Regions from separate parts of the Homo sapiens genome. Here region 1 is linked to region 2. Evidence: chromatin contacts called from ENCODE Hi-C or POLR2A ChIA-PET data. All regions are on one chromosome and are shown on one strand. Each heading gives the region's core, a stretch centred on a gene start or an enhancer-like site at or near the end of the contact. The rest is flanking DNA. Distances are from core to core; before and after follow the strand shown.

Evidence for each region. Hi-C counts contacts between places; a loop is a spot of excess contacts on that map. ChIA-PET counts read pairs that join two places held with the same protein, here RNA polymerase II (POLR2A). Pooled maps may share reads with other maps.
Region 1: a map of ascending aorta shows a loop between it and region 2 (2.3-fold over the local background). The contact joins two enhancer-like sites. A Hi-C loop is called at or near these places in 3 of 168 maps with a recorded cell type or tissue (ascending aorta, heart right ventricle and naive thymus-derived CD4-positive, alpha-beta T cell), 3 of 37 single-sample maps with no recorded cell type and 24 of 50 pooled maps. POLR2A ChIA-PET finds 5 or more read pairs at or near these places in 1 of 52 experiments (T-cell).

What each region holds. Positions count from the first base shown.
Region 1 is chr12:46,209,616-46,212,379 of GRCh38, forward strand. The region is part of intron 5 of SLC38A1 (solute carrier family 38 member 1); the gene reads right to left. Among named protein-coding and RNA genes, the nearest start is that of SLC38A1, 58 kb to the right of the region's middle. Within about 2 kb of position 1,361, at least 25 of the 41 ENCODE cell types and tissues checked have a DNase peak (open chromatin) inside an H3K27ac peak, as active enhancers do; they include ascending aorta, where a contact is called at or near this core.
Region 2 is chr12:46,660,027-46,662,726 of GRCh38, forward strand. No RefSeq gene overlaps it. Among named protein-coding and RNA genes, the nearest start is that of SLC38A4, 160 kb to the right of the region's middle. Within about 2 kb of position 1,310, at least 15 of the 41 ENCODE cell types and tissues checked have a DNase peak (open chromatin) inside an H3K27ac peak, as active enhancers do; they include ascending aorta, where a contact is called at or near this core.

The sequences.
Region 1 (2,764 bases), core at 111-2,610, 450 kb before region 2:
GTTCTTTTCATCTATTACTTCATGGCTATTTTAAAATCTATATATTGGGCTACTAATGTAATTCACTTTTTTTGCACCTGGTTCCTCTTAGATGAATAAGCACCACTTGGTAACCAGTGGGAAAATTTGACAATCAAGTATAATGAAAAGACTTTTTTGAATGATGAACTCATGTTTTTGTTTTAGTACATCTGGGTCATTATCACACCCTTCTCAAGAAAAAGTGCAGTTAAAATGATGTGGGAGATTATATAGATGATTTCTGAAACATTTGGTTAAAACAGACATGATAATTGAAAATAAAGCCTATTTATTAAAAAAGAAGAAAAAAAATCCAGTCCCCAGATGAAACCGCTCACTTCCTGATGTGGGAAAATATATCCCTAGAACAATACATAACTGCAATTGACTCTATGTTTGAGTCATGAAAGGCAATTATTTTTCCACCAAGTGCTGTTGAGAGGCACTTGGCACATCATGCCGTTCGCTCTGCGTGGGCTGCTTCCTCCTGGCCCTTCCCCCTCCCAGCACACCTGTTGAAGGCTGCTCTAGGCCCCAGCTCAGATGCCAACTCCTCAGTTGCCTTCCCTGGCCCCAGGCAGAATGACTGCTCCTCAGCTGTCTATGATCCTACAGTGTTTTGTTTCTCCTGCATACGGGGCAACCATGAGGAGATAAACCAGGAGTACAGAATGGTCAACAGCAGAACAGATGAACTGCCAGAAACTGGCCAGCAAACAAAAGAGGGGCAGAGCTCAGCAGAGGCAAAACAAACACTAGGAGAAAGAACAGACCTAACACTTTGGGTAGAGGCCCAACTGATCTGCCAATAAACAGGAATTTAGGTTAAGATATGATTGGTAAGGAAGTACATTCAGATCTATACTTATTTCCCTAAAATCCTTGAGTGAGGAGGCTGATTGATATGGTTTGGCTGTGTCCCCACCGAAATCTCACCTTGAATTGTAACTCCCATAATTTCCACGTGTTTTGGGAGGGACCCGGTGGGAGATAATTGAATCATGGGGGCAGTTCTCTCATACTGTTCTTGTGGTAGTGAATAAGTCTCATAAGATCTGATGGTTTTTTTATAAGGGGAAACCCCTTTCACTTGTCTCTCAATTCTCTCTTGTCTGCGGGCAAGTAAAATGTGTTGTTCGCCTTCCGCCATAATTGTGAGGCCTCCCCAGCCACGTGGAACTGTGAGTCTGTTAAACCTCTTTTTCTTTATAAATTACCCAGTCTCAGGAATGTCTTTATCAGGAGCATGAAAATGGACTAATACACTGATTAAGAGGGTAGGTCTCTTATCTCTTCAGGTTGAGGGATGTGAGAAACGGACAGCAAGCATTTATTAGCCAACCCAGTAGTTCTGAGATACGTAATGGAACAGGATTTGATATGCTCTGCCACAGAATAAGATATGGGACCTAATTGTGGCATGATTTTTTTTCCCGTCAAGTAAGATAAGCAATATTTATGTCAAAGAAGCAAGCTTTCGGTTTCTTGCAGAGTTCACTTGTTTTGAGGGACACAATGCTAAGTAGCCACTTCTACACGAACATGTGACAGGCCCTAGAGGATTTCCGTGTGGCACAGAAGAGCACAGGCTTCCTAGTGGAGTAAAATGAGTGACATCTTAGGATGAGCCAGATGCTATTCTGGAATGACTATGTGCCCTGTTGGGTCTACTCTGCTAGGACCAAAGGGATTTTCCCATGGGCCCAAGGCTAATGTATAAAGAGTATGACCTTGTAGGAACTATCTATGTGCCTAGCAGGAGGGGATAATTATGAATATCTACACAATTATTTACAAAAGGCCCTAACCCTGGAGAACTTGGTATTTATTAGCAAAAGAAACATTCTAAGGAAACATTTGCTGTGTTCCCTCAGTCAGTAGCCTCTGCAACCACGCGGTTCTTGCACATGGTTGTGTCTTAACACAATCTATGTGTTGAATCTCTTTGCAGATGATGCTCAGTGGCATCTGGCCCTTTGAGCATCATAAACTGCTATCCCCCCTTTTCAAGCCGGAGAAAAGTGTTGATTAGGGAAGATTTTAGTAGTGTTCACTTATCTTCTTCCCCCCACTTAAACACAACAGAATGAGGTGCTCCCACAGTGGTGAAAACAACCCCCTCCCATGTTTAAGAGACGTAACATTGCACCCCAGAGTACTTAGAGTCTGATAGTTTTTGCCTTTAACTGTCTGATCTGCAAAGGATCTCTTCTTAGTCCTTTCCCAAATGTAGATCTTCTCTTCCAAGACTGAAAATTAATATAAAGCAAAACCCCCTTTTCTATCAGATCACTAAGAGGCAAACTGTAAAAGTAAAATTCTAAGAATACTTTAGCCTATACAAGAATCTGGCATTAATAGGATTAAAATTTAGAAAAGTATACCTCCTTGTTCAGATTCTTAGAAAGAAGGAATATGTTGTCTAATTGACTCTAATAGAACCTAGAAAGGGTTAGAAAAATCAAATCATAAATGTCTTGAGACACAGAAACCATGACATCTAAGAGAAAGAAGAAAGAGGAATAACTGGAGAGAAGGTGTTGACTTGTTTGAACACTTCTATTTAGAGCATGATTATGCCCCTAATTGTCCGGGTAGATATTTGTACATATAATTATGGTTTCCTGGAAGAGAAACACATGCTGGGATTCCTGTGTTAACACAGAGGAACACAAGTGATTCCTTTTTAAAATTTCATCTGGATATAATTTAAGCTTCAACATTGTTAACCACTGACCACAAG
Region 2 (2,700 bases), core at 60-2,559:
GGAAATTACCCGGTTGGTGAGCACGTGTATAATTTTACCTCGATATATAACCCGGGGTATCTGCCTGTCTCCATGGCAGGATCCACCTCCTCTGCTGACAGGCTCTGTCTCTCTGTTTCTGCATTCATATTAAACACACAGAAGCAACATTTTACCTTTTAGAAGACATTAATTGAACAATTGATATGTAATTTTCCTTCTTGCAAAAATAGATTATAACTATTGTTTAGAATAGAAAACTAGCAGAAAAATTTTTGGAATTATAATAACATAGACACATTTTTAAATAGAGAAGACAAAACAGTCACAGAGAGAAGATAAGAGTAATTCCACAGAGTTTGCCTGGGAGGGGAATGGGTCTTGGAAGGAAGTCTTTAGAAGAAATATTGGTGCCAAAGAGACTGCTTAAAGAAAGGGCTCACCAAGGCTTAGAAATGAGAGAGAGCGAGCAAGAGAGAGAATACTCCACCCATCTGCAAGGAGGCAGATACTAACTTGCCCTGAGAATCAAGACAGCCTTGTTTGTACAGAATAAGCACAAGTACTTCTCATGTAAAGATATTTTCTAAGATGAATGTTTTAAAGGTAAAATGTTAAGATTGTATATGTCTCAACAGTTTCTAAACACAATTAAGCATGAAGTGATCACAAACTCATCAATTTATGCCCCTCTGTCATAATCATTATGAGCATCCCCTTTCACTCTAAAAAATGGCTCCGACTGCATAATAAATTATATGGTTGTGCTGATCAGGAGGAGCATTTGGAAACAGGACCTTTATTGAGTTGTTACGTCATAGAATTCTATCTTTGCCGTTAAAGATTTTGTAATCTCAAGCAGAAAACTCTGAAATAATATTCAGTGTAGAGGGAGGGTGAATGTTTCTGTCTTGTGTTAAAGAAATATGCAAGGGGTGGCCTCAAGTTCTCATTTCTGACTTCCTTTTCTGGTAATGCCGGCCGGAGCATCTCCAAGAAGTTTAATCTTCCTTTGTACAGGGTTAAGAAAGGAACAAAGGACAGGATTTTTCTAAACAATGATATGTGCAAGTCATTATTTAGAACATGACATATGTACAAACATATCTTTCACATGAGCAAGGCAAATACAACTCACTTGGATTTTCCTGCTAAACGTATACAATGGGCTGCCAAAAGTTTCAGTCTCAGGAAATTAGAAAAAACACCAAGGGAGGTCTCTGACCACTTGATTAAGTCTAGAACCTGCCACTAATAGAAAATTCAGTGGAGAGATTCTTATCTTTCTGTGGCTGTTGCAACAATGAGGAGACATATATGTAAATACTAATGTTGCTACCTAACCACAGCATTGAAACAGAATTCTTTCCTTATAGCCTTGGACTGCTTAGTCATCCTGAGAGAGTACCCCTCTCTCAAATGCTCCCTCTACAACAGTGAGACTGTGATGAGAACAATTGCAGTTCAACAATCTGTTGAAGGAGGGAGAAGCCAGGAGCTCCAATACTGACTGGTGTATGGATCTCCTTCAGTCTGATTCTTTCTTAGTTTCTTGCTAGTTCAGTGTCCCCTAGTGGTAACTGGCCTCATTAATGAACAAGCTGGTCACAGGAAATAGACTGGGAGACCTGTATAATCATGGTCTCTTTCATTTGTGTTTTATAATGAACACAAATTCTTAGGACCTACTAAGTGCCAGGTAGTACATCTTCTCATTAACTCTCTGAGTAGGAGATTAGCAACATCTAAAATAAGAAACAGAGGTTCTTATCTACAGAGATAAGAAAACGGAGGTTCAAGGAGCCTAGGTGGCATAGCCAAAGATTGGTATGTTGTAAGAGTCAGAGCCAGGATTTGAAACTAGGATGTTTGATCCTTAGTCCTAATGTTGTTGTTGTTGTATTTGTTGATTTTTAACTGTATTCTCATGTTTCATGAGTCCAAGATGACAGACATTTTCTAGACACAAATACAGCATAGTGGCAATTAGGAAAGGAGCCTCAAGATCACTGAATCTCTTCTGCCTCACCTTGGCTGCCTCTGACCTTTCTGACTTTGTGAGGGTTGGGAGGGCACAGGATAGAATGAACAAAGAACTGGCCTTATTTGGACACACCTGGGTTTACATCCTAGCCCCACCACTCCACCATTCACTCAATAAATATCTATGGAGTACCAACCATACTCTAGGCCCCAGAGACACAGTGATACAGAACCGAGAAAATATTCTTCATTGTATTTCTCTTTCTTTCTGATCCCCAGTTCTGTCAACTCTAAAATTGAGGTGGGTATACCACTGAATATTTTTGGAAGGTGAATATTAAAAGTTATCTAACATGTTATGAAAAGAAAGATAGCTGGTAATTGAGGGCAAAATAGTAATACTGATGGCCCAGTGCAAGGCAGCTTTTGCAAGCTGAAGACAACTGATTGGTCCAATATTCTTAGAACCCTCTTTTGAGCTGGCTGTCTTTAGATATAACGAAATCTGTGTACCATCACATATTTTACTTAGCCAAGTCCTGAATTCTGTTTGTGACATTAAAGGAATGATTTATCTCTTCATCCACTCCAAGCTACGGAGGTGACAGTTCATAATTGTGGAGTTGGGTGTCCAGTGTTGCCACAAAAACAATGGAAAAACTGATATGTTTCCCAGACAAAGGTTGGTGTCTAGATATTTGAGATGATGTCTTTTGAGGAATATATTTAAAAGACTGA